Linked DNA regions of Homo sapiens: all the other regions are linked to region 1. Evidence: chromatin loops called from intact Hi-C (ENCODE). Cell type or tissue: heart right ventricle. All regions are shown on one strand. Region 1 overlaps SDHAF2 (succinate dehydrogenase complex assembly factor 2). Region 2 overlaps SYT7 (synaptotagmin 7). Region 3 has its middle 42 kb from the start of DAGLA. Region 4 has its middle 47 kb from the start of SYT7.

Region 1 (8,000 bases):
ATAATCATTGCACCTATCTCACGGTATTGTGGGATGAAATGACGTAAAGCACTCAGCAGCACTGGGTACACAACAAGCCGAACTATTAGATGTTACTACCAAGTATTACTGAGGGTACAGGGGCTGTACTAAGCTCTCCAGGGGCAGGACTTTATTCAGTCCTTATACCCACACTGTGAGGTCGGGTTCCTTTTCTTTCCTTTCCACAGATGAGAAACAGAAGCTTGGAGAGGTTAAATAATGTGTTTCAGGTCACCCAGCTAATCAATGGGAGCTCCAGGATTCTAGGTTAGGCCTGATTCCTAAACAGCTCCCCTTAACTACTCTGTTCTATTTCCCCTAAACACGTGTTCCAGGGCATCACCAGAGGAGAATATTTTATTAAATATTAGCCAAATCACCTGAATCCACTGAGAAACAGAATGTACATCTTAACGTTCTCACTTGCTGAAAGTTCCATGCTGTGATGTGTTGTTACAGAAAATGATATATCCACCCTCCCCCACTTTTTTCCTTTTATACTCTAATCTCATGACAGATTATACAATCCCCTTCTTAAAGAAACATTCTCCTTTTTGAAAGGAATATTTGGCACTTTGGGAGGCTGAGGCAGGCGGATCACATGAGGCCTGTAGTTCGAGACCAGTCTGTCCAACATGGTGAAACTCCGTCTCTACTAAAAACACAAAAATTGGCCAGGCATGGTAGCGTGCACCTGTAATCCCAGCTACTAGGGTGGCTGAGGCATGGAATCGCTTGAACCCAGGCAGAGCTTGCAGTGAGGGGAGATCCTGCCACTGCACTCCAGCCTGGGTGACAGTGAGACCCTGTCTCAAAAAAAAAAAAAAAAAAAGGAGTATCTGGGGTCTGAGATCCGGGATCCAACAAAAGGCTTTTAACTCTTCTTTTGCAGCTATAGGTGATGATAAATCTACCCATCTCCTTTAAAGACTGATGTTGTCCTGGATAGCTTAAACTTTCTACCACCCCTCTAACAAACTGCTAACAACACTTGTTTCTTAAGCCACAAAAAGTACTGCTGGCCTGAAGCCACCTATCCCACCAATGCCATCTTCCCTGACAGGAAAATTCGAACACCACTCCTCATTCCCAGAGGGTTCACTGGGAAACTGAGGTGTCAGGAGTTAGTTTCACTGGGTACTGATCAGTGTCATCAACTTGATAGCTGCGGGATGGTGAGTCCACTGTCCTCAGATACTACAGAACATACTATTAAGTGGGGCTGTCAGCTCAAAAATCTCACAGACCTGCTTGCCATCTACAGCTGTTTAGCTTATCATTAAACCTTCCTCTCTTTGTCTAGCCACAAATAGCTGCAGATGGACTGAAGGATAAATGAGAGACCCCAACTATCCCATCGGAATCTTTTCCCAGTGATGTTTAAAAATATGAACCAGGTCTGTATTGGTGCCACCCTGGCTGGAGCAGAAGACATACCAGATGACCTCCAGATAACACTCAAAGCCAGTAAGAGTGCTTCTACAATGACCCCCAAAAGACACACTCTGTCTAAGGCACAGAAAGCTCCAGCACAAGGTGTTTGGCTTATGGATTTTTAAGACTTAGGATGATTAAAAGGAAACGATGGAAAGAGAACAGCCTTTCCTGACCCAATTTAAGGTGTCACGTGGAGAGCCTGTGCAGGACTCACAAGACCACTTGAGTCGGTCAGGACAGGGCCAGACGCTCATATGCCCCACACAGGCTCTGAATGAGGTCAGTAAGCAGGGATGTGTCAAAGTAAAAGGAATGAGTCTAGCTTCTGTGCATTAGCGATCCTTCGGGGGCTGCTGGCCCTTGCTATATGTTTATTAATTCCTAAAAAAATGCACTGTGGCCGGCCTAGTTTTACTTAATGCCTAATAAAGGGAAAAACTGTTTACATAGCATCCCTGGGCCTGACAACTGAGCAGGTGAACTTAGCAAGATCCTTCACTTTCAAAGATGACACAATCCAGCAGCCTGGGAGGAAAACAATTCCTCTAGAAGCATGCCATTCCCAGGTGAAAGCGGCAGCAATTGAACATTGTGTTAAATAAGACAAAATCAGGATAAGAAGGGATCAAACCCGAGGGGGAGAAAAGTTCCAACTACATCCTTGGCTACTGGGGTTTGTTGCATAACGTGCAAAGGATAAATGGGTAAGTCACCGCCCAATTCATGTGCACTTCGTACAGTCCAGATCTATGTCTATATATAAACTCCCGGCCTGCTTAACATTCTCCCCAGGGTACATAAATGCAGCCCGAGAGAATAGCCAGAGTCTTCAGCAAGCTCCCAGGGAGACGTCTCCTTCCTCGCCTGCCCTGCTTCTGCGAGTCTCACTTCCATTCCTTGCTTAGGGGAGAGTGCTAGATTTTTCCATCAAAGGTCTTGTCACCAGGGTCTGTTTTCTCTCTCGTCTTCACTGGGAGGTAAGACATTCTGTGGTTCTATTAATAGGCTCAGCTTTCTGACCTGCAGATGAGAAACCCTGGATGTAGCTATGGTGACCTCATTGATATGCCAGGCAATTTGTGTTAGGGACAGGTTTTAAGTCTCAGACTGAGGCTATGACTAAATGCTGACATTCATATCTAGAGTACATACTGTGCAAGTTACCATGTAAGAGCTTTGTGTGTTTCATCTCATCAACTAGCTGAGACAGGAAGCATTGTCATCCCCATTTTATAGATGAGGCAACTGAGGCTCAGGTCAATTCATGTATCCAGCAGGTAAGCAGCAGAGCCAGGATTTAAATGTGTAACCAGTGCACTGCGCTGCTTCCTCACAGAAGCTTCACTGGGTGATCAAGTTCAGATCTACTCACTTGGCGAAGCACCTGGCAGATTCCTACCCACCATGTAACACAGAGGTCATGTCTCAGAACTGTCACATCTATTTGCCACAGCTTTCCCAAACAGAGACTTCTATTAAATTTCCAGCAGTAAGGCAGTGTGTTCTAGTAGAAAGTTCAAGAGCTTTGGAGGCAGACTGAGCTATACTAAATTCTGCTTTTTCGACTCAATAGCTACCTGACCTTGGACAAATTACTTCCTCTCTCTGAGCCCACTTTCTTATGTATAAAATACAGGTAACACCACTAGTCTAGAGTGCTGTGAGGCTTAACTGTGATTACGTAAAGGCTAGATCTCTTCCCTTCCCTCCTGAGCCACCAGGGATACTGAAGAGCAGGCAGGAACCATGAGGTGGCTCTGTAGGAACCCTGGAGCTCAACAATGCTGGAAACATGTGCGTGTGTAGTCCCTGTGTGCGGCTCCTATAATCACCAACCACCTGCTCATCAAATCTGGCCGACCTTCTTCTAGTCAACACCTTTAGATGCACCTGGTCCAGTCTGGGTGACTGATTCTACTGCCTAGATTACAGCTCTGAGGGCAAAACCCCTCCAGGGAGGGCACCACTAGCAACACAGAAGTCACACAGCCCTAGAGCTTTTAAAAACACTTCTAACTAATTCATTCTAATATATTATTTCTTATGTATTATTATTTAGTCAACTAATTGTGAAGACTGTAGGAATGAGGGGGAAAGTTTTCTATAGTGCTACATGAAAATAAAACCTGTAATTGTGAACTTGTAAAACTCTATAAACATGACTATGGGTTATATGAAAATAGACAAAATTAAAATTAATTGTGAGGGCTGGGAAATTGTAAATTTCCTTTTTTCAGTATGCTTTAATAATTCTCTTTCAAATTACAAAGTGCACGTTTTAAAGAAAGCCCAATGATGAAGATGTTGACTCCTAAGCAGTGTGCCCACACCACTCCTGCCTGTGGCCCTCATTCTGCCTGCTGTGCCTTTGAAGGATTCAGCTCAGGAGGCTGGGATCAGCTTCCCTTCGCAGAAGGAGCCATACCAGGTTGGAAGTGGGGAGTTCCACTTCAACAAAGCCCTGGGCCACTGAGGGCGGGGAGCTGCAGGGAGGGCGGGAGGCTTTCCATACAGCACGCACAGCTGGCTGCCTCTTTTCTTTGAGTACACTTGGGCTGAGGCAATGAGCAAGCACAACTGCTTCGCCTGCAGTGCCCTCTCGTGGCAGACTTGCCTCTAGAGATAGCAGCCAGGCAAAGCCTGCATGCCAGCGCTGCTGACAAATCACTTTTGAGGCTCAGAGCTGAACAAAAAAGTATGAGAATGAGTCACATTGTGCATTTACATGTATGTCCTAGGAGAGGGTTATGTCCATCACTTGAGGCAGGACCAGTGGTCTGGGGTAGGGCAGCTGGGCATCTAAGAAGCCGGAAGCAAGGCTAACGTCCATCATAAGTAGTTACCATCCACAGACTGAACCCCCATGCCAGGCCGTGGAGCACAGCTCAACGTGGCTTTTCAAAGAGGTACTCAAGATCTGGGGCACGCAGTCTCTGCTCTTTGTTTTTGTTTTTAGCAAAGTCTCTCAGCAGGGCCATGACTTCATTTTCAAATATTTCTGGGGCTGGTTTAGCTTCTGCAAGAGAAGAGTGGGCAGAAAAAATTATGCCATAGTCAGTCAATGCTCAGGTATGAGAATCTTAAAACTCGAAACACTGGCCAAGAACCACAGATGGATATATAGACTGTCTCCATCCTTCTTCTAAATATACACGATGTTAGCCTATACCAGGGGGTGGCAAACTGTGTGAGCCTATATTTGCAAGTCGTTTTATTGGAACAGCTGCTCCCAATGGTTTACATATTACCCATGCTCCTTTTGTGTTATGACAGCAGAATTGGGTACTTGCAACAGAGACCATATGACTACAAGTAAAATACTTACTATCTGGTCCTTTATGAACAAGTTTGCTGACCCCTGGCCCGCACAATCTTGGCTGTACTATTTTGCTTTGCATTTGGCAATTCCATTGTTCCCCAGACATTGTGTTTTCCCTTGCAATGTATATATCTCTTGAAACAAAAGCTCTCTCCTTTGTCTATCAGTTAGAGGTCCTCAGTTTTAAGAGACAGAAACTAATAACTCTAGTAAACTTAAGCAAAAAGGAATTTATTGGAAGGATATTGGAGGCACACAGAACTGTCATGAGCCTAAAGAACCAGATTTCAGTGAACGGGCAACATAGGCACTGAGTCAGAAGAATGAGAAGGCCAGCCTCAGTCTACGGCAGTGGGTCTGGCAGTGTGCTGCTCCCCCTGACCTTTCTCTACACCCTTGGGACACTTATTTAAGATGCCAATTACAAGCAAAGCCTCCCACTGCCAAAGCCGAGGCAATGTGCTCCAGAATTACCCTTCCACCAACACTAGGTACGACGCCAGGAGAGAGAATTCCTCAAAACCAAGTCAGATTCTCCCTTACTCAGCACAGGGCCTGGCATCTAGTGAGGGCTCTGTTTTCATGTGACAATCAACATAAGATCAAAGAGGTTTTGGCTTCCCCCAAGAAAGTAGAAAGTTGGAAAGAATATTGCACTCACTGTAACAACAAGAAAAAGCCAGATAAATTACAAATATTATGACTTTTCTCAAAGATATCAGAGAACTGAGGTCACGAGGCAACCCAACAGACGAAACCTAAGGAAAAAGAGGCCCTTCAAAGGAGAAACGAGAGCCATGCACTTGCTCACCTGTGGCAGGCACAGGAAGAAGAGACACTGGACATCATACAAATGGGTAAAAGGAATTCAGCTAAAAAAATTTTTTTTTTTGTTTGAGACGAGTCTCACTCTGTCGCCCAGGCTGGAGTGCAGTGGTGCGATCTGGACTCACTGCAAGCTCCACCTCCTGGGCTCACGCCATTCTCCCGCCTCAGCCTCCCGAGTAGCTGGCACCACAGGCGCCCGCCACCACGCTCGGCTGATTTTTTGTAATTTTTTTTTTTTTAGTAGAGATGGGGTTTCACTGTGTTAGTCAGGCTGGTCTTGGTCTCCTGACCTTGTGATCCGCCCACCTCTGCCTCCCAAAGTGCTGGGATCACAGGCGTGAGCCACCACGCCCAGCCAAAAAAATTTGTTTTAAATTAATACAGACAGGGCCAGCCTTATGTTGCCCAGGGGAGACTGCAGTGGCTAGTCAGAGGTGCAATTCCACCACTGATCAGCACAGGAATTTCGACCTGTCCCATTTCCAGCGTGGGCTGGTTCACCCCTCCTTAGGGAATCGGGTGGTCCCCTGCTTCTGAGAGGTCAACATACTGTTGCCAACTTTACAGCAGACACCTGATTGGTATAGAGCACTGCAGCCAAGAATTCCTGGGCTCCAGCGATCCTGCTGCCTCAGCCTCCAGGGCAGCTGGGACTGCAGGCCTGTGCCACTAAAATTTGCAATGAATTGTTAAAAGCCAAGTGTGGGCTAGCATGAGTGTATAAAACCACAGACACAGGCTGGGCACAGTGGCTCACGCCTGTAATCCCAGCACTTTGGGAGGCCGAGGCGGGTGGATCACGAGGTCAGGAGATCAAGACCATCCTGGCTAAAACGGTGAAACCCCGTCTCTACTGAAAATACAAAAAATTAGCCGGGCGTGGTGGCGGGCGCCTGTAGTCCCAGCTACTCGGGATGCTGAGGCAGCAGAATGGCATGAACCCAAGAGGCAGAGCTTGCAGTGAGCCGATATCGCGCCACTGCCTCCAGTCTGGGTGACAGAGTGAGACTCCGTCTCAAAAAAAAAAAAAATTAGCCAGGTGTGGTGGCACGTGATTGTAGTCTCAGCTACTCAGGAGGCTGAGGCAGGAGAATCGCTTGAACCTGGGAGGTGGAGGTTGCAGTGAGCCGAGAGGGTGCCACTGCACTCCAGCCTGGGCGACAGAGCCAGCTTCCACTCTAAGCACACGTTAACGCTAGACACTAGTAATGCAATGAAGGTAACCAAAGCAAAAACAACCCAAGCTGAGCTTACCTCCCAACTCACTGACTTGATCCCCACACTAACAGTAAAGTAGAAGAAGCATCCCCAATTGTAAGCATAAATACAATTATGAGAAAATTACGAGACATATACACAAAAGAAGAAAAAAACAACACACTGTCAAGGGACAAAGAAATCAACAGAAGCAGACTGAGGGATGACCCAGATGTTAGAACTATCAGACAGGGAATTTAAAATGACTATGACTAATATTAAAGGCGCCAGTGGAAAAAGCAGACAAAATGTATGAACAGATGAGAAATTCTAGCAGAGTTGGAAACTCCAAAAGTCAAATGGAAATGCTAAAAACAAATACAGTAGCAGATATGCAGAATGGTTTCAACAGGCCCATCATGAGATTTGACATCATCAAGGAAAGAATTAGTGGAAGACAGGTCAATAGATATTATCTAATACAAATAACCCAAACTGATGCACAAAGAGAAAAAAGAATAAAAAACACAAAACAGAGAACCCAAAAGCTGTTGGACAGACTGAGCACAGTGGCTCACGCCTGTAATCCCAACACTTTAAGGGACTGAGGCAGACGGATCACTTGAGGCCAGGAGTTCAAGCCCAGCCTGGCCAACATGGTGAAACCCGTCTCTGTGAAAAATACAAAAAAATTAGCCAGGCATGGCGGCACGTGCCTGTGGTCCCAGTTGCTCAGGAGCCTGAGGCACAAGAATCGCTTGGACCCAGGAGGCAGAGGTTGTAGTGAGCCAAGATTGCGCCACTGCTCTCCAGCCTTGGTGACACAGCAAGACTGTCTCAAAAAAACAAAAAACAAAACCCCCACAACAGCTGTTGGACAATATTAAACCATTTAACTAAGTATAACTAGAATCCTAGAAGGAAAAGAGGGAGAAAACAAAGCAGAAGAAATAGCTGAAGGGGTAACAGCTGAGAATTTTTCAACAATAATAAAAGATATGAAAACACAGATCCAAGATGCCCAGAGAACCCAAAAGCACGATAAATATCAAATGCCTACATATATAAATATCAAATAAATACCTATGTATATAATATTGAAACGGCTAGAAACCAAAGACAAAATATTGAAAAGATTCAGAAAGAGAAGACACATAAAAAGGAACAAAGATACAGCAGACCTCGTCACAAACTATGG
Region 2 (8,000 bases), 70 kb before region 1:
TTAATCCCAGCACTTTGGGAGGCCAAGGCGGGCAGATCACGAGGTCAGGAGTGTGAGACCAGTTTGCCCAGATCACGAGGTCAGGAGTGTGAGACCAGTTTGCCCAGATCACGAGGTCAGGAGTGTGAGACCAGTTTGCCCAACATAGTGAAACCCATCTCTACTAAAAATACAAAAATTAGCCGGGCGTGGTGGCGGGCGCCTGTAATCCCAGCTACTCGGGAGGCTGAGGCAGGAAAATCACATGAACCTGGGAGGCGGAGGTTGCAGTGAGTCGAGATCGTGCCATTACACTCTAGCCTGGGCGACAAGAGTGAGACTCGGTCTCAAAAACAAACAAACAAACAAACAAAAACACTATTTTTGAATAATTTTAGATTTACAGAAAAGTGGCAAAGATAGTAGAGAGAGTTCCCATCTACCCCTTACGCAGCCTCCCCAGTTGTTAGCGTCTCACATTTGATGGGACATTCGTCACAGCTTGAGGAACCAACATGGGCACTGCGTTGCTGTGAACTAGACTCCGGCCGTTATTTGTATTTCACCAGTCTTTCCGTTAATGTCCTCCTTCTGTCCCAGCATCCAATCCAGGACACCACATTGCATTTAATAGGCATGTCTCCCCTGTCCCCTCTGGCCCTTGACAGTTTCTCAGTCTTTCCCATTCTCTATGATCTTAACGGTCTTAAGGAATACTGGCCGGGTGTCCTATAGAAGGCCCCATGTACCTGTTTTTTCTCCAATGCTCATACTCTTAATCACCCCCAAGTCCCAAAGCTGAGGTCAGCTGGGCCAATCCTGGGGGTTCCGGAGGGATTCATGCATGCAGCCGGGTGAGGCTGCGAAGCAGGATTAGGCCGGTAGCATAGAGCTCCAAAGACCTGGATTTCAATCCCTCTGCACCACTTATAAACCCTGTGACTGTGGGTAAGTCTCTTAACTCTTCGTACCTTAGTTTCCCCATCTGAAAAATGGAGATAATCATATAATCCTACCTCACAGTTGTAGGATTTGATGATCTATGTGTATGAAGTCCCTAGCTCAGTACTCACATGTAGCAAGTGCCCAGGAGTTGGGAATGATTATAATTCAGGGGGGCTGGACATCACCCAACAGATAGGGCAGGGAAGGCCATGGAGACAAGCTGCCTCCAACCCCACCTTCCAGACCCCACTGCAAAATAGGTTGGCAGTCTAATTCCGAGAGGCCTGGCGTGCCCAGGCTTGGGGGTGTGGGGGTAGACAACCAGGAAAATAGATCAGGCTGACTGGGGGAGGGAGGAGAGCGCCTCTGTGGGGTAGGTTGTCACAGCATGTGGAGGCTGGGGGGCCACAGGCTAGGGTATCATGGTGGAGTTGGGGTGTCACCCCTGTGGGGGAAAGGGCCAGTGCCCTGGAGCCTGTGCCGATGCCATCGTCTCCCCTTTCTCCCCAGATCTACCTGTCCTGGAAGAGCGGGCCAGGGGAGGTGAAGCACTGGAAGGACATGATTGCCCGTCCCCGGCAGCCCGTGGCCCAGTGGCACCAGCTGAAGGCCTGAGTGGGGCCAAGGGAGGCCCAGGGGGCCGAGGGCCCAGGTCCCCATCATGCCCTCACCACTTTATGCACAACGCCCGGCCTGAGCCCCCTGCCATAGGGAGGGGAGGACCCTGAGGGCTCAGCCAGGGAGGGGTCCCAGGACTCAACTGGGCCCCGTTTCTAGGAAGTACCAGCCCCATCCCCCACAGTCCAGCTCCGGGGAAGGGGCTCTGGGAGGCATTTTCCTGCTTTGCCCCTTTTCTTCCTGACTTACTAATACTAAAGAAGTTGGGGGAGCTCGAGAGCCAGACGGCCAGACAGGCAGACCCCTCCAGAGGCCCGCCAGGTGGGCATGGTCCCCCATTTTCTTTAAGGCAGCACCTGGAGTGGAGAGAGGCCACTCCCTCTCCAGCCCCCGATGTGGACCCGGGGAGGGGAGGCTGAGGCGTTTGGCCCCGGCCTGGCCAGGAGAGGCCCATCCCCAGGGCAGTTTCAGGTGCCGGCTGGGCCCTGAATGTCGAGGATAGTATATAGCCCGCTCCTGGGTCCTGGAGCTGTGGCCCTTTGTACTCGTGTTGTGTCCATTGTGTGTGTGCGTGGGGACAGAGGCCTGGAAATGCGGAGGACTATACAGAGAAGGCAGGTTTTGTGAAGGCCAGGCAGGGTTGGAGGCCGGGGGTGTGAGAGGAGAGGCCCATAGGGCTGAGTGGGGTCGGGTGAGGCAGAGGTCAGAAACAGAAGAGCTGCAGTTGCTGGAGCTGGGCTGAGAACTGGGCTGCCTCCTGCCATCCCCCCGTCTCCTCCCCTTCTCCCCTTGGTGCCCCCCTCTGCTCAGAATCTGAAGTAGTTCCCTCCTCAGCAATTTCATCTCTTGAACACTGACTCACACCTTTTAGGCACCTACTGTGTGCATAGCATTCCACCAGGACTCATCTCCCTTCCTTCTCAGGGGGTCCCGAGCCCCGACTAGCTTTGCCCTAACTCCTTCATCAAAAGACCCCCCGCCAGCTTCCCACACCTCATACGCAGCCACATCTGCCCTATTCTCCATGCTTTCCAGCTTGCCTGCCCTTCCTCATCTCTCCCTGCCTGTGCAGACCTCCACCCTTCTTTCCTCCACCCCTCCATCCCCCAATGCTTGTAGACCTTCCATTCATTCCGTCTCATCGTGCGTGGTCTCTGATCGTCCATCACCTGACCTTCTCCAGGACTGTCTTCTCACCCTTCCCCACTCCCTGGTCCCCGGGAGCAGCTCCTTCTGCCCGACTCACTCACAGTGCAGGGAAAGGAGGCAGGGAAAAGACCAGGATTCTGTGAGTTCTGAGGTTGCCACACACAAAGAAGCTGTGGTTTCTCTGCCTCGGCCACTGATGAGACTAAAACTGGCTTCCCCTTGGAGACGGCAGATTTCAGGCTGATCCCTGCTTAAGCCCTCTCATCCCCACGCTGGTCCTGGTATTGATACAAGACCCAGCTGGTGACAAAGCCTCCAATCCTGGGGGTCCACGAGCCTGGGCCTGACATTCCCAGAACTACCGCCAGGTGGCGCCAGGCCCCCACAGTCTGTGGCCGTGGTCTTAGCCCCCAGTTCCACTCTGGATGGGCCTGTGACACCCCAAAGAGAAGAAGGGGACTCTGGATAGGGTCCCCACATCCAGGGCGTGGGGAGACCATTGGCATTTGGGAACCATTTTCCTTCGAACGGCTTCCCCTTGAGCTGAGCATTCTGCTTGCTGCAGTAGACGGGTCGCCTTTTGCCCATACCGAAATTTTCTGAAATTAAATCGCACACCCCCACCATTTCCTCTCCCTGGGATCTGGAGGAACATCATACATAGTAGGTGAATCGTTTTGTAGAGTGAAGAATGCTAATGTAAAGCAAATAGTCACCCACGTTCCTTGTAAATCCAAATGTTTCTATATTGTAGCTTTGCTTAAAATGGGGTCGGCCCCAACTGCATCCTCCTCTTTGGCGGGCTGGGGAGCGGCCCCCAGCCGGGACGGGAGGGCAGCGACCCCGAGGCCTCGTGGACGTGGGAGAGAGTGTGGTGGGAAGTCTTGAGCGGAGGAGGGGATCTGCCCTTCTCCACTCCTCTCTTGGATCCGCCTCGGTTTCCTGTCCCCCCACCACCCGCCTGCCCCGCGGAAGACCGCCCAGTGAGCCAGCCCCCACCTTCCAGGCGCCTTCGCCCTGGGGATCCAACCAACTTGTATCGAGTGGGCGGGGCAACGGCTCCCCATTTTTCCCGAGCCCCGCCCACAGAGCTCTTAGCCAATCCTATGCAGAGAGCATCTCCTGGCAGGGGTCTCTTCCCAACCAGACCCCACCCAGGCACATTAGCGACCAGGCTTGGGCTTCCCCAGCGCCCCACCACCACCACGTGCAGGTGGAGCTCTGGGATGCTATGTTGGGGCGGCAAGCGGTGGGCCGAGGGCCGGGTAGGCTAGCACGGGAGGTAAGGGTGGTATGGGATGGGGCGGGGGCGGTCTAGGGCAATAGGAGAGCAGAGAATGGGGGAACTTGAGGGTGGGGGGAGGGCACCGGAGCCTTGCCACCATCCCAGGACTTTGGGCAAGTCACCCGCACTCCCTGGGCCTCGGTTTCCCCATCTGTAAAATGATGGTAATAATACTTCACCTACCTCATAGGGGAGGTTGTGAGGCCACCATCACCTGACCTGGGGGTCAAGGCAGGAGGACTCCGAAGGTGCTACCCGTGAGCAAAGTGTAATTACCGAATCCTGACTGCAAGGCCCACCTGCCCCTCCCCCACAGAGCCTCCAGAGCTAGCTGAGGCCAACGCAGGCCCATCCGTCTCTTCACTCTGTCGCAGGCCCTTTCATGGGCTTCGTCTGCCATCTTTGTGGGTGCCCTAGACTTAGTCCTTATCTTGTCCTGGTTTCCTTTCTTGTGACCATCTCCCCATGAAAGTGCTGTACAAATTCCACCCGCCCCAGGACCCCCGCACCTGCCCTCTGGCACCAGATGCCAGGGAAGGGACAGAGGAAAACAGCCACAAACAAGCCAGGGGGGCTCCCCGGAGCCCCAGGGGTGGGGATTGGTGGCCACTGTTTGTATGTTCTTGAGTGCAAGTGTTTTATAAAAAATAAAACAAAAACCCACCATCACAAAAAAAAAAATTTTGCAGCGAAGAGAAATGAAGAAAAACTGAAGAAAAAAAAAAAACAGGAAAAAAAGAACCATACAAAATTTTTCCACCACACATACCCTCTAAGCCAGCAAGATTTCCTCTTTGCAAAATCATATTTTTGTGGGAATGGGCCCTGCTTTTTGTGGCAAGGCCTGTTCTGATTAATAAAGGATCGTGAAAAAGTAGGGCCTTGGCTGTTTCCTCCGTGGGTCCCAGCCCTCCCTCACCTCCCTGGGGGCAGAGGCAGTGGGGTGAAGGGGATGGGGGCCCCGGGGCTGAGCCTCCCCTCAGTGTGTCACCTTTGGGATTTGACTTCACTGGTGACCAGGCCCTTCCCGAGTGTCCAGCCATCCTCAGATCTCTATAGAATATGATCCCACTGGCTTCCCAGAAAGCAGAGAGGCAGCTACATCTCCCAGATCAGGCCTGACACAAGGCTTTTTGGGAGTAGAGTCCTCTCTAGGCCTCAGGGGTGCCCTCCAGGGTCACCCAGCCTGACGTCCCCTCCCTCAGTTCCCAGAGGACACTTGCCACCCTCCAAGGCAGCTCAGACAAACCAAAGGGGGACGCTCCAGCTTTCCCACCACCATCCATGGGGCCACTGTAGTTTCAGGCCAGCGCCTCCTTCCTGGTCCCTGAGGTGGGAAAAGGAAAGACAATGAGCTCTGTGTCTGTTGGCTGGACCTGCGGCTTCTCTCAGCCCTCTTCTAGTTTCATTCTTTAGGATTAGAAAAGTCTCTTCCACTCAATAGAACAGGTTCCAGCCTGAGGTGTGGGAAGCTGGGTTGTAATCCCTTCTGCAGCCTCTGTGGCCCTGGGCAAGCTCTTTCCTTCCACCTGTTTCTTCTGGCCACAACAAAGCAATAACCATCCCCATCCCCTGCCCTTTCTTCCCCACCCAGCCCAGGGGAAGCTGAGCCCCCGCAGCTCTCAGGGTACTTCAGAAGGAAGGTGCTACATCTGGTTCAGACACAGGCACAAAAGGAACGAGCACATCCCCATTGTCATGTGTCCACCTGCTGGCCCCTGCCCCCACCAGGAGTGAAGCGGGCCATCCCATCCGCCCTCTGCTCCCAGCACTTGGGGCCAGCAGCTGCCTCCCGGAGCTGCACTAAGTACCCCATCCAAAGCTGTCTGTCCCTCATTTCCCACAACCTGGTTTAGATATCACTTCTGATCTCTGTTCCAGAGATCAGAGGAAGCCCCGGGGTCAGGTAAGTAGCCTCAGGGGCTCCCTTGGCCAGAGCTTCTGTTCAGGCGCTCTCCATGAAAGCAGCCCTGGAAAACTGAGCCTGAAGTCAGAGACAGCTCAGGCCCAGCACAGGGGGCAGTCCCTTGCCACTGGCTCGGGCCCTTCCCTGGACTTTTTGCCTTCCTCCATTTTTGCTTCTCTGGGTCTGTCTTCGTCCATGCCTGCTCTGAGATGCTCCCCCACCCCTCCCTGTACCTGGGACCACCGCCCTCTGGTGTTTTCTTTCTCCTGTGAGTCCCCCCCTGGATACTGCTGCTTTCTGGAAGGCTGTCCTGGGTTACGTCCTGCGCTCCTCTCCCTCCCACGCAAAGACAACCAGAAGGACAAGCCTTGAGCACGCCGATGCCCCAGCTCGTGGCTCCCCAGACCATCTGTTTCCCGTGAAGACGCCCCGCTCCCCGTGTCTGTGTCCTGCGTGTATGTGTCGTGTCTTGTGTAGATTGTGAGCCCCCTGGGCAGGGATCCCTGTCTGCATACATGTTCCATGTGGCACGCCCAGGTGTGCTAATAAACGTTCATCTTCAGAACAAGATCGCCAGGTGTCTTGGGGAAGCTTTGGGACAGATGGCTGAGTAAGCCAGTGTGGTGGCATGGGAGGCAGGGAGGGACTTCTGGGTAGGGCCCCCAGCTCCAAGAACCTGTTCTCCCACTTTCCTGAGTCCCATGAGGGTGGGTGGGAAGGGGGTGAGGAATGGCATTCACAAGGTTAGAAAAGGCTCCAGGCCTGGGTCTCTGCTGCCACACTGGCCAGCAGGGCTGCTTGCCTGGAGGCTGGTGGGGGCGGGGGCCTCAAGAACAGGCGCAGTTCTCAGCCATTCCATTCCACTCACAGACCTGACTGCCAGCCAGGGACCAAGCAGCTCTTCTGTGACACAGTGAGCACTGGGTTGGGAGTCCTCACACCGCTTACGGGTGAGTCACTCGCGCCCACACCCCCCCCAACCCTGTTTCTTGCCCTGCCGCCTCCTCTGCCTTTCCCTCCACTTGGTTCCCACAGTAGGAAGGAAGCTTCTTGCTCTGACCACCAGCGCCCTTGGCCTCTGCCCCTGAATCCCTGGTACAAACATGACTCTTGCAGAACTTCCCTGCCCTATTCCCCCATGGCCTGCCCACCTCTGACTGCCCCAGGACGATGTGGGGAACCGCAGAGGCAGCCCATCCATCCCGTCCCATTGTTACAAGCGTCCCTTCCAGTCTCCCCTGCCCCCTACTCCCCAGAGGCCAAGTGGGAATCACAGGAAGTTGTGGGTGGGGGAATGCTAGGACTCCTAATACAGTGCTATCTCCATCACCGAGGGGAGCCGTGACACCCAGTTTTCCCTGGCAGTTAGCTCCCTCCCTACTCACATGGAGACAGAGACCCTCAATCGTGCTCTGTAGCATCAGCACCCAATTTAGCCAAACTCAAACTTTCCAGAAGGGACTGGCTTCTGAGGGTGGAGAGCAAGTGAGTAGCAGGGCCAGGGACAGAGCCCATTCCCATTCCCTGGGGGAGCGCCTGCTCAGCTGGCAAGCAGTCATGGCTGCGGGTGCCACGTTTGACAAAGCAAAAGGGTAAGGCCCTGAGTGCCTCAGGATGGCCCGGGGGACTCATTGCCAGGACTTTGCCCCAACCTAGAGTCCTCAGGTGAGAGCAGCAGGGGAGGAGGTACAGGGAAACAGATCAGACAGAGGGAGGAGACCTGAGCTCACTAATGACAGCAGTTATTGCAGGTGACCATGGCTGCCTCTGCACCCTGCTGCTTCTGTGTCTAAGATTTGCATGAAAGGAAGGTAAACAAACCCCTTGCATGAAGTATTGAGCTGCAGCATCAGATCTAAATAAACCCAATTCCTTGGGCCAGGTGCAGTGGCTCACGCCTGTAATTCCGGCACTTTGGGAGGCCGAGACAGGCAGATCACCTGAGGTCAGGAGTTCGAGACCAGCCTGGCCAACATGGTGAAACCCCGTCTCTACTAAAAATACAAAAAAATCAGCCGGGCGTGGTGGTGCACACCTGTAATCCCAGCTACTCAGGAGACTGAGACAGGAGAACTGCTTGAACCTGGGAAACTGAGGTTGCAGTGAGCCAAGATCATG
Region 3 (8,000 bases), 190 kb before region 1:
CAGATTTGCAATCTGGCGTATTTCCCTCAAGTCTTGATTCATACCCTGCATACTGTTCCAGAACCCGATTTATTCACTCCACCAATATTTTGTGAACAGTGTTGTCTCATGTCAGTAAATATTTTTTTATTATACCTTCAGAGACAGGACGGAACAGAGATATTAATTAAGCAAATGGACCCTGGTTCAAATCTCGGCTCTATTGCTGTCTGTCTGTGCAATGTTGGGCAAATTATATAAGTATTCCCGGCTTCGATTTCCTCTTTGTGAAATGAGGATCATAAAAGCACTTACCTGTAGAATTATTGTGAGAGTTGAGTGCATCAGAATACGTGAAATGTGCAAACAGGGCTTGGCACAGTAAACACTATAAATAATCCCAGCACTTTGGGAGGCCCAGGCGGGTGGATCACCTGCAGTCAGGAGTTTGAGATCAGCCTGGCCAACATGGTGAAACCCCATCTCTACTAAAAATACAAAAATTCGCCAGGTGTGGTGGTGGGCGCCTGTAATCTCATCTACTCTGGAGGCTGAGGCAGGAGAATTGCTTGAACCCGGGAGGCGGAGGTTGCAGTGAGCCAAGATCGCGCCATTGCACTCCAGCCTGGGCAACAAGAGCAAAACTCCATATATACACACACACACACACGCACACACACACACACACACACGATAAATGTTAGTCGATGCTGCATCATTTTTGACTGCCTGGTAGTCCCTTGGATGGACACGCCATAGTTTTTTGGATAAATTCCTTGTCGTTAGACATTTAGGTTATTTCTGTGTTTTCGGCACTACTTCGATGATGCAGCTTGGTGGATATAGCTTTATCCAGATCCCTGGTTTACCTTTGCTGAGGGAGGTGAGGGGACAAGTGTGGCCCATCCCTCATGGCTGCTCAGGGTCTACCTTGTTGTGCTCCTTTGGAACTCCCTGGAGTTGGTTTCCACATCCCTTCTCCTCTGGATTTTCCTTCCTGCAGGCTCGAGAGGCAGGGTCTGGGCTTTCTGATGCCTCTCTCAGCCCTACCACCTGTGTTAACTCGGTCGCTTCTCTTGTCTAAGAGAATGCCAGAGCCTTAAAGCCATCTATCTACCAATGAATAGATTTTAAACATGTGGTCCAGCCATACAATGGAATATTATTCAGCAGTTAACAGGAATGAAGTCCTGATGCATACTATGACATGGATGAAGTTTGACAATATTACGCCAAGGGGAAGAATACAAAAGAGCAAAAATGAAACACAAAAAGGCCAGATATTGTATGATTCCATTTATATGAAATGCCCGCAATAGGTGAATCCGTAGAGATAGAAAGTAGGTTAGGGTTGCCAAGGGCTAGGGGGAGGGGAAATGGGAAGCTCATCACTACAGGGTTGCTTTTTTATTTTTCTTTTTTCTTCTTCTTCTTTTTTTTTGTTTGAGACGGAATCTCAGTCTGTCACCCAGGCTGGAGTGCAGTGGTGCGATCTCGGCTCACTGCAACCTCCACCTCCCGGGTTCAAGAGATTCTCCTGCCTCAGCCTCCTGAGTAGCTGGGATTACAGGTGCGTGCCACCAGGCCTCGCTAATTGTTTTGTATTTTTAGTAGAGATGGGGTTTCTCCATGTTAGCCAGGATGGTCTCAATCTCCTGACCTCGTGATCCACCCGCCTCGGTCTCCCAAAGTGCTGGGATTACAGGCGTGAGCCACCGTGCCCGGCCACTACAGGGTTGCTTTATGGGGGGATGGAATGTTCTGGAATCTGATGGTAATGGTTGTACGACCTTGTGAATATGCTAATCCCCCACTGAATTTTTACTTCCAAGGGGTCAATTTTATCTAATAAATAGCAAAAGGCAACTGAGTAGACCTAGGGCTGGGGGGACATGAGGAGCCACCACTGGTTTGTCACCTAGCAGAATAAAGTTTAATCTCTGTACCATAGCCTGTGAGGCCCTTTGCAAACCTTGCTGCTCATTAGAATCACCTGGGAAGCTTAAAAAAATCCCAGTGTCCAGGATGCACCCAGACCAAGGAAACTTAATGAATCCAATGGGCATCCAGAGCTGGGAACTAGCCCCCACATGGTCTTAAAACAAAAACAATAAAACAAATAAAACTAAACTAAATATCTGACCTGAATGGGGAGGACCCCAAGGCCCAGAGAGGTGAGTGCATTTGCTTAGTAAGTCATGGGCTGCCCCATTGTTACTGGAAAGGGGTCCTGATCCAGACCTCAAGAGAGGCTTTTTCGGCCTCATGCAAGAAAGGACTCGGGGTGAGTCCATACAGTAAAGTAAAGGCAAGTTTATTAAGAAAGTAAACAAATAAAGAATGGTTACTCCATAGGCAGAGGGCTGCTGGTTGGCTAGTGTTTTGGTTATTTCTTGCTTATATGCTAAACAAGCAGTGAGTTATTCATGAGTTTTCCCAGAAAGGGGTGGGCAATTCCTGGAACTGAGGGTTCCTCCCACTTTTAGACCATATAGGGTAAATTCCTAATGTTGCCATGGCATTTGTAAATTGTGATGGCGCTGGTAGGAGTGTCTTTTAGTATGCTAATGCATTATAATTAGCATATAGTGAGCAGTGAGGCTGACCAGAGGTCACTTTCGTCGCCATCTTGGTTTTGGTGGGATTTGGCTGGCTTCTGTACTGCCTCTTGTTTTATCAGCAAGGTCTTTGTGACCTGTACCGTGTGCCGACCTAGCTCATCCTGTGACTAAGAATGCCTCACCTCCTGGGAATGAAGCCCAGTGGGTCTCAGCCTCATTTTACCCAGCCTCTATTCAAGATGGAGTTGCTCTGGTTCAAACATCTCTGACGCTGCTAGGCAGACTCATTGCTTTGTGCACCAAAGCTTGGGCTCTGGAGCCATGTGGGCCTGGGTTCAAATTCCGAATCTACCACTTTAGCCTAATCGCCTAAACCTCTCTGGGCATCAGCTTCCTCATACAGGCTAATAGTACCTGCTCCTCAGGGATCAGATGAGGTACTACATGCAAAGGGCTTCTCCTAGTGTCTGGCACATCATGATCCTTGTTTTAAGCATTTTATTAGCAATTTCTACTGCTTGGAGGGGAGCAAGGGAGCATGACTCTGACCCAATTTACCTGCCTCCACCACCTTTTTGAGAGAGGGCCTCACTCTGTCATGCAGGCTGGAGTTCAGTGACGGGATCCTAGCTCACTGTAGCCTCAGAACTCCTGGGCTCAGGCAATTCTCCCGCCTCAGCCTCCTATAGGTGGGTGCCACCACACCCAGCTAATTTTTTAATTTTAATTTTTTATAGAGATGGGGGTCTCACTATGTTGCCCAGGCTGGTCTTGAACTCCTGGGATCAATCCATCTTCCTACCTTGGCCTCCCAAAGTGCTGGGATTGCAGGTATAAGCCACTGCACTTGGCCTCAATTTACCTGTCCTTTTATACCTTTAATAATCATAAGAATTTTTGAGCTCTGGACTATTCCAGGTACTTTACAGGGTACCACGCCCATAAGGCCAATATGGGGAGCAAGGCATGGGAAAATGGGTGTCTTGCTCTAGGTCCCCTGATTGAACCCTGAGTTCTCTTCTATATGGATGTATACAGGGGTGGGAGGTAGATATAGGGCGGCCCAGCCTCTGTAACTCTCCCGGTGGTAGATTCTCTGGGATGGGAATCACTTCCTTTCTTTGTCCATAACACCAAGCATAAATCGTGGCACCTTTAAAGGAGCTCAAGCAGCCGGGTGCGGTGGCTCACGCCTGTAATCCCAGCACTTTGGGAGGCCGAGGCGAGTGGATCACTTGAGGCCAGGAGTTTGAGACCAGCCTGGCCAACATGGCAAAAACCCGTCTCTACTAAAAATACAAAAGTTAGCCGGGCGTGGCGGCGCACATCTGTAATCCCAGCTACTCAGGAGGCTGAGGCAGGAGAATCGCTTGAACTCTGGAGGCGGAGGTTGCGGTGAGCTGAGATTGTGCCACTGCACTCCAGCCTGGGTGAGAGTGAGATCCTGTCTCAAGAAATAAAAATAAAATAAAAAGGAGCTCAAGCAATGTTTGCAGAGCTCTCCCAGGGCTACATGCAGAGCAGCCCCGATGCTGGCGAGAGGTCACACGCTGAGAGCTGCAGTCCTCCGTGTGGCCACGAGGGGTCTCCACGCTCCACCGAATGGCTGGAGGGTCTCTCCTAAGGCTACGCGCCAGGCCATGGCTAACTCGGAGCCCCTGGACACTGGGCACGAGGGTGACAGGGTGGGACGCCAGGCCCTGGCCTCCCAGGGTGCTATCCGTCCTCCCTCCTGTCCTCCCCTGGGGTCAGGTTAGAGATCACCATGTGGTCCTGCCTCAGGCTGTCATGGCCTGTCAGGGGCTGGGGGCCTGCTTCATGTGGGCTGGATGCCTACTGTGTGCTCCTTCTGCCTGCTCTGAGGCTGTCGTAGCCTGTCAGGGGCTGGGGGCTTCACGCTGGCTGAACACCTACTGTGTGCTCCTTCTGCCTGCTCTGAGGCTGTCGTGGACTGTCAGGGGCTGGGAGCTTCACGCTGGTTGAACACCTACTGTGTGCTCTTTCTGCCTACTCCTTTTCTTTTTCTTTTTCTTTTTTCTTTTTTTTTTTTTTTTTTGAGACGGAGTCTGGCTCAGTCACCCAGGCTGGAGTGCAGTGGCGCGATCTCGGCTCACTACAAGCTCTGCCTCCTGGGTTCATGCCATTCTCCTGCCTGAGCCTCCCGAGCAGCTGGGACTACAGATGCCCGCCACCACGCCCGGCTAATTTTTTGTATTTTTAGTACAGATGGGGTTTCACAGTGCTAGCCAGGATGGTCTCGATCTCCTGACCTCGTGGTCCGCCCGCCTCAGCCTCCCAAAGTGCTGGGATTACAGGCGTGAGCCACCGTGCCCGGCGCCTGCTGGTTTTCTTTAAACCCCACTGTCACAACCGTGGGAGCAAGTGTTGTTTTATTTTTTTTTTCTTTTCTTTCTTTCTCTTTCTTTCTTTCTTTGTTTCTTTCTTTCTTCTTTTTTTCTTTTCTTTTTTTTTTTTTAAAGAAGTAAGCCTTTATTTCCTTGTTTTGCAAATAAAGCTGGCTAAGTTGGTTGCTTTTTGGTGATTAGTCAAAGAGACCCAATCCCATATCCTCGTCTGACTCCTCCCTCCGACTCTTCCTTGGCTTCATCCTTAGCTGGGGCTGCAGCAGCAGCAGCAGGAGCAGCTGTGGTGGCAGCAGCCACAGGGGCTGCAGCCACAAAGGCAGATGGATCAGCCAAGAAGGCCTTGACCTTTTCAGCAAGCAGGAAGTTGTCATCAGTCTCCACAGACAAGGCCAGGACTCGTTTGTACCCGTCGATGATAGAATGGGGCACTGATGCAACAGTTGGGTAGTGGATCTGCGGACAGACACCGGCAACATTGCGGACACCCTCCAGGAAGCGAGAATACAGAGTTTCCTCTGTGATGTCAAGCACTTCAGGGTTGTAGATGCTGCCGTTGTCGAACACCTGCTGGATGACCAGCCCAGAGGAGAAGGGGGAGATGTTGAGCATGGTCAGCAGCGTGGCTTCACTGGCTCCCACTTTGTCTCCCGTCTTGATCAGCTGCGCATCACTCAGGATTTCAATGGCGCCCCTGGAGATTTTAGTGATGATACCTAAAGCCTGGAAAAAGGAGGTCTTCTCGGGGTCCAGACCAGTATTCTGGGCTGGCACAGTGACTTCACATGGGGTAATGGCACCAGCACGGGTGGCAGCTGGCACCTTATTGGCCAGCAGCAGGTCCCTGATCTCAGTGAGGTCCTCCTTGGTGAACACAAAGCCCACATTCTCCCAGATGCGAGGCAGCAGTTTCTCCAGAGCTGGGCTGTTTTCCAGGTGCCCTCGGATGGCCTTGCGCGTCATGGCGTTCTTGCCCATCAGCACCACGGCCTTGCCGCAGAGGGACATGCGGATCTGCTGCATCTGCTTGGAGTTCACATTGTCTGCTCCCACGATGAAACATTTCAGATAATCATCCAATAGCTGGATGATCTTAAGGAAGTAGTTGGGTTTCCAGGTCACCCTGTCTTCCCTGGGCATCACGGTGGTGCGTCAGGGATTGCCACACAGGTTTAAAGACGATGTCACTTCCATGAGGATGCCTGGCAAAAGGCAGGCATTGTTTTCTACGCTGCCTGAAGAGTGAAGAGAGGTGAGGTTGGTGGGGTTGGGACTCCAACTCAATTCTGCCTCGTTTCAAAGCCTGTGTTCCTTTGGCTTCTCTCTACCCCTCTTAGCACCCCCAGGGCATCTCAGGCCTGGCGTCTGGACAAGCCGACTGGGCCTGAACCTCACACACCCAGTTGCTCACACAATCACACCCACACACACTGACACACACATGGGCCCCACACTCCATCCACACCTGGAACCTCAGAGCTCAGTAGGGATTTGATACTCAGTCCTTCAAACCAGCTTCTCATCGAGGGGGTGGGCGGAGAGGAGTTATAAGAGCAATTGCTGTAATCCAATCGTCTCTGCTTTTCTTGTTTTCTTCTCTCTGAATACACTTTGCATTAAGGGCTTGTCTTCTTGGTTCCCATGAGAACGCTGTGCTTTTTCTTAAATGAAGGTTCGTTGATCGTTTTTTCCTGTTATTACAAAAGCAATTTGTGCCACTGCAAAAAAGCACAGAGAAGCCAAGAGAACAAAAACTCCTCCCTCCCCTCCTCCAGGGACAGCCCAGGCTGACAGGTGTGGCACTGTCCTCCCCACACCCCTCCTCCCCAGCACACCCTCCTCCTGCCATGGAGCCCCGGCGTCCTCATCAGGCCTAAGCTGCTTCTTCCAGATGGGGCTCCCAGGCTGGGAGTCAGAGGCTGGATCTTTGTTCTGCCTCATCACTGGGTCCCACATGTCCTTGGCAGGTCCTCACCATTTTGGGGTGGGAAGGGGATGATCTCAAAGGGTCTTCTGCCCTCACACTCAAGGATCCTGTTCTCTTATTCCAGACATGAATCTGGGGCTGGGCCAAGCAGCAGCTATTAGGAGTTCCTAGGTAACAAGGGGTTCTCCTAGAATAATCTGGAGACCAGGGGAGGTATGGAACCCAAAGCCTCACTCATCGCCAGCATTGAACAGAGAGGCAACCCTCCCAAGGACAGAGAGCTGAGCCCATTATAAAGATTCTGGTGTCCTGTGTCACAGTCCCAGCCAGCTTCATGGTTGTGCAGCCTTTGCAGCTGCAGAGGGCCCTACACTCCAAAGGGCTAGAGCTTGATTTAATGCTCTGCTGTCAACACCTTGAAATTCTTCATGATGTGTGAGCAAGGGCCCCACATGTTCATTTTGCACTGGGCTCTGCAAAGTATGTAGCTGTCCCTGTTCCTAATAATAATAATACCTGTTACTGACATACAGCTTGCTGTATAGCCAGCACTGCATATTTTTCCTATATACTGTATAATTCACCTGTCCCTCACAGAAGCCCGGTGTAAATTGCCTCTCTTAGATTTGGCCAGCCCAGGTGATAATGTGAACTGGGTGCTAGGCACTTTAGATATGTGACTCTCTGGAGGCTTTCAGCAGTACCAGAAGCCATTGTAAGCCAGGCACCATGGCTCATGCCTGTGATCACAGCACTTTGGGAGGCTGAGGCAGGTGGATCACCTGAGGTCAGGAATTCAAGACCAGCCCTGGCCAACATGGGGAAACCCTGTCTCTATTAAAAATACAAAAATTAGCTGGGCGTGGTGGCGGGTACCTGTAATCCCAGCTACTCGGGAGGCTGAGGCAGGAGAATCACTTGAACCCAGGAGGCGGAGGTTGCAGTGAGCCGAGATTGTACCACTGCACTATAGCCTGGGCAACAGAGCAAGACTCTGCCTCAAAAAAAAAATTATAGATGGGGCACATTATAGATGAGGCATGAAGTCTGGGGAGGTTAACTCCCCTGCAGTTGCAGAGCTAGTGAGGAGCCCACAGACCCTCCCCTCCCTGCCCAGCTGGCCAAGGGCCACCCCAGGGGCTCTGCAGCCCTCATCCTGCCCTAGCCACC
Region 4 (8,000 bases), 180 kb before region 1:
AATGCGCTGATTCAGATTCAACCGTGGGGGTGGCCCGAGACCCTGCATTTCTAATCAGCTCCAAGGAATGCGAGACCACGCTTTGAGTAGCAGCATCTAAAACATGATATAAATGTAGGTCATGAAAATTAATAATAATGTGGGGTGTGGAGTTACTACCGGATCTGACTAGCAGACTTTGAGAGAGAGCCTGTCTAGGAGAAAATTCTCCCCAGAGGTCAAAAGGAACCCCCACCCCACGTTCTGGGGGTGCTAGGATCTGATTTTGCTCCTAATAGCAAAGAGACAGGCAGAGGGTACCTTTCAGCTTGAGCCACACGGATGGCGGTTCCCAAACTGCAGACCACACACCAGCTGCATCAGAAGTACTTGAGGATTCGTTTTTTGGGTTTTTTTTTTTTTTGGTTTGTTTGTTTGTTTTTTGAGATGGAGTCTCAGTCTGTCACCCAGGCTGGAGTGCAGTGGCACAATCTTGGCTCACTGGAACCTCTGCGCCCTGCTAATTTTTGTATTTTTAGTAGAGACGGGGTTTAACCATGTTGGCCAGGCTGGTCTTGAACTCCTAACCTCAAGTGATCCGCCTGCCTCGGCCTCCCAAAGTGCTGGGATTACAGGCAGGAGCCACTGTGATGACTGAATTTTTTAAAATTACCGATTCTGAGTCACAAAAAGACAGATCCTGTAGACTCCCTTATATGAAGTATCTAAAGCAGTCAAATCCATAGAAACAGAAGTAGAATGCTGGTTGCCAGGGGCTGGCTGGGAGGGAGAATGGAAAATTGTTGTTTAATGGGTATAGAGTTTCAGATTTCCAAGATGAAAAAGTTCTGGATGTCTGCTTTACAATGGCGTGAATATACTTAACAATACTGAACTATCCACTTAAAGATGGCTAAGATGATAAATTTTATGTTATATGTTTTTTCTTTACCATAATGATAGACAGAGTCTTGCTCTGTCACCCAGGCTGGAGTCCAGTGACCCAGTGGCTCTCAACTCACTGCAGCCTCCGTCTCCCAGGTTCAAGCCTCAGCCTCCCGAGTAGCTGGGATTACAGGCGCGTGCCACCACACCCGGCTAATTTTTGTATTTTTAGTAGAGACAGGGTTTCACCATTTTAGCCAGGCTGGTCTTGAACTCCGGGCCTCAGGTGATCCACCCGCCTCAGTCTCCCAAAGTGCTGGATTACAGGCATGAGCCACCATGCCCGGCCTCGTAATGATAATCAAAAAAAAAAAAAAAGATCCTGGGCCAGGCACGGTGGCTCACACCTGTGATCCCAGCACTTTGGGAGTCTGAGGCAAGTGAATCACCAGGTCAGGAGTTCAAGAAAAACCTGGCCAACACGGCAAAATCCCATCTCTACAAAAAATACAAAAAGTTAGCTGGGCGTAGTGGCAGATAACTGTAATCCCAGCTACTCGGGAGGCTGAGGCAGGAGAATCACTTGAACCCAGGAGGTGGAGGTTGCAGTGAGCCGAGATCACGTCACTGCACTCCAGGCTGGGGGACAGAGTGAGACTCCATCTAAACAAAACAAAACAAAACAAAACAAAACAAAAAAACAGATTCTGGCTCTAGCCCCTGAGATCCCGTTTAAGGGCATCTTGAGTAGACCCCAGAAACCTATTTTTTTAAAATCTGCCCGGGGAATTTGGGTGCACAGCCAGGCTTGGGGACCACTGGCCAGGGGGAAGCTTTCCTCCAAATATCTCTGGAATCCTTCCACCTCTCCCACCTCCACCTCCGTCTCCACGGCTGAGACTCCATTCTGGACAATGACAGAAGCCTCCTGTACCCTCTCCCTGCCTCCGTCCTCTCCCTGCCTCTGTCCTCTCCCTGCCTTCGTCTGCCACGCGGCTGCCCCGGTGATCTTTCAAAGCACAAATTTAATCCTGTTGCATAGCTCCTTTGAAACTGTTCCATGGCCTCCCGTTGCCCTCGGTACAAAATAGAAAAAAGCACAACCTTCTCAGCAGAGTGGAGTCAGGGATTCAGCTGTGTGCACAGAGTATTACAGCAGGAAGCCTTTGGAGCCGCAGAGGTCTGTGCAAGGGCCCCGGGAGCACTGGGGAACACAGATGAATTCTGCCAGGAGGAGAGAGGTGGTGGGAAGCCTTCTCAGAGAAAGAGGCGTTGAGCTGGGCCTTGCAAGTGAGCTGGTGTTTGTCAGGAGAGTGGGGTGAAGGCAAAAGGCGGTGGCAGCAGGGGGATTCCAGGCAAGGGGGATAGCATCTGCAAAGCCAAGGAGGTGTTGGGGGCTATGTCCCCCTCAGTGCGGGCAGGGGCTAGGTGAGCTGGGAGAAGAGGGAAAGGTGAGGGTGGGAAGAGGCGGTGAGGAAAGAGCAGAGAGACTGTGAAAGTCCAGTTCAGCTGGGAAGCAGGGAGGGGGTGAGCGTCTCCATCGCCTCCCAGAGCCATCTCGCCCAGGGGCAGGTTACCAGCTTCAGGCCCTTGTCCTCACTCCCCACCCCCTGCCCCACCCCCCACTGCTTGGTGGGGGCCTTGGGCAAGGCCATCCGGTCGGGAAGGGGGACATGTTCCTTCTCTGCTCCCCCAGGGGCCCTATGGCTCCCACTAATTGTTCACAGTTCATACCCTTGGCTCTCCGCCCCCCTCCCCCAGGGCCTGCCTGGGCGCTTCTCCTTTGCCCTCACCCTTGTGTGTGTGTGTGTGTGTTGTTGTGTGAGTCCTGAAGGTCATGTGGTCACCCAGTCTCTGTCTTTGTCTGTCTAAAAGCTAGTATGGCACAGTGTGCATGTGTTTATGAACACGTCCCTCCCACCCGAGGGTTCCTAGCCTCAGAGTCAAGTCCCCCTGGGCCTTTCAAGGCTGTAAGAGGTGATTCTAGGGGCTACAGCAATAGAGACCCAGCCAGAGGGAGCAGGAGGGCTCCAGCCCACAATTCCAGGAGCCCCACGGCCAGCCACCTCCGGAGGAACACACGGCCTACGTGAAAATAGCCCGCGGCACAGCCACAGCACCTGGCGTGGCTGAATTCCTCTCCTGCCCCGCTCAATGCCCAGCACCAGCCCGACACTGCCGTAGAGGAACTCGGGAGCTGCTTGCATTTCAGAAAGGGCCCCTTCACCACAGTTAGAGAGCAAATAAATGGGTCCTCTGGGGCTGGGGCTGGGGCTGGGATTCCCTCTGTAGCCCCCTTCCCCACTGTGGAGGCCCCTTTCCTCCACACACCCTCACCCCTGCAATTCCTTACCTGGAGCAGAAACAAGGTTCTACCCAGGCCATGGGGCCTGGCCATGCAGGTCAGCCCTGGGTCCTGGTGGAGGACCCAAAGTCTCCCTGCTGAGGACCAACGTCCGGTGGCCCTAGCTGGGGTGACATCACACAAGGGGCTCGCACAAGGCTTCTGTCTTCCAGGAAGGAGATGGGAAGAGAGATCTCCCTGCAAAGGCTGGAAAAGAAATCACGTCCCAGAATTGTTGGCAGAAGGTTAATTGGATGCATTTGTAAGCTTGTTCCTGGGACAGGCATGTTAATAGCACTAAAACATCTGAAAACTTCCAGAGCTACACGGAGGAGTTAATAGGCCTGGAGAGTCCAAGGTTACATTGAGGCACCTCCCAGCAGTGGAAAGAGCAGTGGACCAGGAGCCTGAGAGCCTGAACCCCTGGCTCCTCACCACATCTCACTGTGGTCCCCAGGCAAGCCCTGGCCTCTCTAGACCTGGAAAACATTAGTGTGGAAGGCGGGTCGCCTGGGTCGTCCGAAGGAAGCCTCACTGTGGTCTTGTGTGGTGATGTTATCATTATTTCCGTTTTGTGGAAGAGGAAACTGAGATTCCTCAAATGAGGTGCAATTTGCCACTGCTGGTGCTGGGGTCAGTACTGGAGCCTGACTGCATGCCAAGGGCTAAAATCACAGGGCTGGACCAAGGGCCAGCCAGAATAGACGTTCCCTTGGTGTCCACTGGGAGGCGCCCTAGACTGCTTCTCCTAGTTGGCACCAGCACCTGAATCCCTCAGCCAGAGTGGTTTCCCCTGAGTGATCTCTGGACAAGGTGGGACTGGGGGCTGCCAGCTCCTGGGGCAAGGTCAGGAAGCTTCCTGGTCCTCCCTCCCCATCCTAGCCACCTCCATGAAGGAGCCTCCTGCTCTCACCTTCCAAGGGCAAGGGAGGGAAGAGTGAGGTTTCAAACCTTCCCTCCTCAGGCCCCTGGGGAGCCCATGTATCAGATTGGAGTCAGCTATAAATGTCAGAGGCTCAGAGAGGGTTAGTCACTTGCCCCAGGTCACATAGTCACGTCCGTCTGATTCTGAAAACCTAAACTTGGTCCTGATTCAGGCGAGGCTCACGGCAGATGTGGTGGGATTCCGTCGGTCACATGGCCCACAGCAGGCAAGAAGGTGCTGGTCAGCTGGGCCTGCAAGTCCCACTGGTGGCAAAAGGGCTGAGTCTCGTAGAGGGGGTTCCTACAGTCACTTGAGGGTCCAGGGCTGCGTGCAGGTAGTCAGGGCCAGGCATGGGAGCTCGTGAAAGGGCAGGAGGAGGCATTCAGCCAGTGGATGTCCTTGGCATCAGGGTCCGTGTCTGTATCTGAAAGTGGGCATGTAAGTGGGGGATGGGGTGGAGGCAGAGGGCTGCGGCTCAGGCCCAAGACCCCAGGTCATGCTCGCTCAGAATTCAAGTTTGTCAGCTTGTTAGAAGAATGAGGATGGTGACAGCCGGGGATCTGGGGAGGAAGGAGGCCTTTGGAGATGGGAGTTGGGGAGGCTGTGATTGGGGGATGTTGAGCAATGGCTTGAGGAAGTCGAAGGATCAACCTTCCCGAGTATTCCGAGTTGGTCTGGAGCTGACGGGGAGTGGCTGGGCTGGGTGAGGGGAGGTGACAGTGACATTGAGTTTGGGGACACAGTGCTCATCTCTCCCTGCTGGGCTTTCTGGAAGGTGGAGGACAACAGGAGGGAAGCCGAGCATCCCAGGACAGAGCTTTGCAAAGTTACAGCTGGTTCCTGCCCTCTATACTCAACTCTAGCAACTGTGACTCTCTCCTAGAGCAAGCCTGACCCTACTGAGACCCCTACCAACATAGAGACCACCTAACCCAACCCGTTACTCAGGTCACCTCACCACAGCAGAGGCAGGAGCAGGCCCAGGGCTGGAGAGAAGCCCATCCCCAGGCCCCAGGGCTCACAGCAAAGCCAAGGAGACAAGCAGCCACCAGGTGCACCGGATTAAGGCTGTCCAGGTAGGGGGCTCCATTTCCCCGTAGACAGAGGTAGCCAAGGGGACTATAGGGCTAGAGGAGGCATCCTGGAAAATCCCAGCCCTTCCCCAGCAGGTCACAGAACCGGCTCTCCCAGCTGAGGCCCTTCCCTCCCAGCAACATGTCCAGGGGCACCTGACTTGAACTATAAATAGAGGATGACGGAAGGCTCCGGAAGCCCAAGGGAGGGCAGGAGAAAGGAATTCTGATTCTCCCCCAGCGAGGCCCTGCAAGGCTGCACTGACAGAGCAATCTCTTCGAGGTTGGATAGGAGTGCCCCTGGCATTGGAGGTCCAGGAGGGCCATTCAGGCAGAAGGAACAGTCTGGGGAAGCAAGGAATGGAGCAGGCAGGTGGCTCTGAGAGGCTGGACACAGGCTGCAAGGGACTGCGGCAGTTCCTGAGACCCAGTGGCCAAGGGCCCTGAATGTCAGGCTAAGGGCTTTGTTCTGGAGACCTGAGTCTTGGTCTCAGGGCCGTTCTGGTTTTGTGGTGAGGAGTTAAGAGTAACACACAATGGGGGGAGGGGGGAGGGATAGCATCGGGAGATATACCTAATGCTAGATGACGAGTTAGTGGGTGCAGCGCACCAGCATGGCACATGTATACATATGTAACTAACCTGCACAATGTGCACATGTACCCTAAAACTTAAAGTATAATAAAAAAAAAAAAGAGTAACACACAAGGCCGGGTGCAATGGCTCACGCCTTATAATCCCAGCACTTGGGGAGGTTGAGGCAGGTGGTCACTTGAGGTCAGGGGTTCGAGACCAGCCTGGCTAACATGGTGAAACCCTGTCTTTACTAAAAATACAAAAATTAGCTGGGCGTGGTGGTGCACACCTCTAATCCCAGCTACTCGGGAGGCTGAGGCAAAAGAATCGCTTGAACCTGGGAGGCGGAGGTTGCAGTGAGCTGAGATTGTGCCACTGAACTCCAGCCTGGGCAACAGAGCAAGATCCCATCTCAAAAAAAAAAAGAGTAACACACAAGAACATGTAACATACAAGAACAAGGTCACCTGGAGCAGAGTACCAGAAAGTACATGGCCATCTTTCCCCGTGGAATGGAGGAATACCATGGTGTGCCAGAGACTATAACTATTCCCCAACATCTGTTCTGTCTTCTTTGCCACGGAACCCCTGATTTTTGCTGGGCAAACAACCCCCTGAAATACAAGCTACATTTCCCAGCCTCCCTTACAGCCAGGTATGGCCATGTGTATAAGTTGTAAGAAGAAGTGCCACTCAGAGGCAGCAGGTTGCACCCTGTTACCTCTTCTCCCTTTCTGCTGGAAAGGAATATGCATGTGATTGCTCGAGCAGGAGCAGCTATCTTGGATCATGAGGTAGAAGCCCCATGTTAAGGATGACCAAGCCACAAGAAGGAAGTGATCTGGGTTTCTGATGTTTGTGGAGCTGCCACACCAGCCCTGGACCAGAACCTCCAAATATTGTTTACTCGAGAGAAAAATAAACTTCTATATTATAGTTTACCACACAGTTTCTTAAGTTTTCCTTCAGATGAACATAACCTAAGCACATACAGGAAAGGAATTAGCCTCGAAAGAAGAACCTCAGAATTTTATACGTCTTTTTTTTTTTTTTTTTTTTTTTGAGATGGAGTCTTGCTCTGTCGCCCAGGCTGGAGTACAGTGGCACGATCTCAGCTCTCTCCAACCTCTGCCTCCTGGGTTCAACTGATTCTCCTGCCTCAGCCTCCTGAGCAGCTGGGACTACAGGCACCCACCACCACGCCCGGCTAATTTTTTGTATTTTTAGTAGAGACAGGGTTTCACCATGTTAGCCAGGCTGGTGTCAATTTCCTGACCTCGTGATCCGCCCACCTCGGCCTCCCAAAGTGCTCGGATTACAGGCGTGAGCCACTGCGCCTGGCCTTACCTTTTAAGTATTAAGAGGTATGCTCTGATTACATTCCACATATCGTCTCTCATGAACTTGCTGCAGAACCTTCCTTCCAGGTGTAGGGGTGGAAAAGGCATGATACCTCTTCTCATCCATCATAAGGGTCACGGCTGACACTCCTATACCAAAAGACAGAGAGAAGTTAACAAGAGAAGAGCATAACAAATGTATTTAATCAAAGTTTTACATGACATGGGGGCCTTTGGAAATGAAGACCCAGGCCAGGCGTGGTGGCTCATGCCTATAACCCCAACACTTTACGAGGCCGAGGTGGGTGGATCACTTGAGGTCAGGAGTTCAAGATCAGCCTGGCCAACATGGTGAAACTCTGTCTCTACTAAAAATACAAAAAATTACCTGGGCATGGTGGTGCACACCTGTAGTTCCAGCTACTCGAGAGGCTTGAGACATTAGAATTGCTTGAACTCAGGAGGTGGAGGTTGCAGTGAGCTGAGATCATGCCACTGCACTTCATTCAGCCTGGGCAACAGAGCAAGACTGTGTCTCAAAACAAACAAACCAAAAAAAAGAAAAAGGAAAAGAAATGAATACCCAGACTGTACAGTACCTTTTTATGCAAAGGTTCGATGAAGAATGGACAGTCATATAGGAATGTGATTGGACCAGCTGGGCACAGTGGCTCACACCTGTAATCCCAGCACTTTGGGAGGCCAAGGTGGGTGGATTACTTGAGATCAGGAGTTCGAGACCAGCCTGGCCAACATGGTCAAACCCCATCTCTACTAAAAATATAAAAATTATCTGTACTTGGTGGTGGGCACCTGTAATCCTAGCTATTTGAGAGGCTGAGGCACAAAAATCACTTGAACCCAGGAGTTGGAGGTTG

What was found. Peaks named below come from ENCODE experiments on the same cell type or tissue, not always from the same donor. Only the 100,000 strongest peaks of a DNase experiment are listed, where the experiment ranks them.
Region 2: a loop joins it to region 1, with 11 times the contacts of the local background. A loop is called at or near these places in 72 of 110 quality-filtered maps.
Region 3: a loop joins it to region 1, with 6 times the contacts of the local background. A loop is called at or near these places in 46 of 110 quality-filtered maps.
Region 4: a loop joins it to region 1, with 4 times the contacts of the local background. A loop is called at or near these places in 46 of 110 quality-filtered maps.

The regions. Positions count from the first base shown.
Region 1 is chr11:61,442,415-61,450,414 of GRCh38, reverse strand. It overlaps SDHAF2 (succinate dehydrogenase complex assembly factor 2), which reads right to left. Exons shown (of 4, transcript NM_017841.4): 4 at 3,682-4,474. The coding sequence ends at 4,344. It also overlaps the pseudogene RN7SL23P. Among named protein-coding and RNA genes, the nearest start is that of SDHAF2, 16 kb to the right of the region's middle. RefSeq lists an enhancer at 3,326-4,073. In heart right ventricle, CTCF peaks have their summits at 3,862 and 4,066 (motif pointing left); a DNase peak (open chromatin) is centred at 4,054; H3K27ac peaks cover 3,684 bases.
Region 2 is chr11:61,512,166-61,520,165 of GRCh38, reverse strand. It overlaps SYT7 (synaptotagmin 7), which reads left to right. Exons shown (of 13, transcript NM_001365809.2): 13 at 1,435-6,452. The coding sequence ends at 1,539. Among named protein-coding and RNA genes, the nearest start is that of LRRC10B, 7.4 kb to the right of the region's middle. RefSeq lists an enhancer at 6,712-7,325. In heart right ventricle, CTCF peaks have their summits at 2,837 and 3,060 (motif pointing right); a DNase peak (open chromatin) is centred at 3,056; H3K4me3 peaks cover 563 bases; H3K27me3 peaks cover 1,023 bases.
Region 3 is chr11:61,634,723-61,642,722 of GRCh38, reverse strand. It overlaps the pseudogene RPLP0P2. Among named protein-coding and RNA genes, the nearest start is that of DAGLA, 42 kb to the left of the region's middle. RefSeq lists enhancers at 1,482-2,007, 3,061-3,588, 3,628-4,128. In heart right ventricle, a CTCF peak has its summit at 4,119 (motif pointing right); a DNase peak (open chromatin) is centred at 4,122; H3K27me3 peaks cover 1,346 bases.
Region 4 is chr11:61,624,257-61,632,256 of GRCh38, reverse strand. It overlaps the pseudogene RPLP0P2. Among named protein-coding and RNA genes, the nearest start is that of SYT7, 47 kb to the right of the region's middle. RefSeq lists enhancers at 2,633-3,614, 4,970-5,530, 5,531-6,093 and a silencer at 3,806-4,100. In heart right ventricle, a CTCF peak has its summit at 3,936 (motif pointing right); DNase peaks (open chromatin) are centred at 3,926 and 5,357; H3K27ac peaks cover 1,774 bases.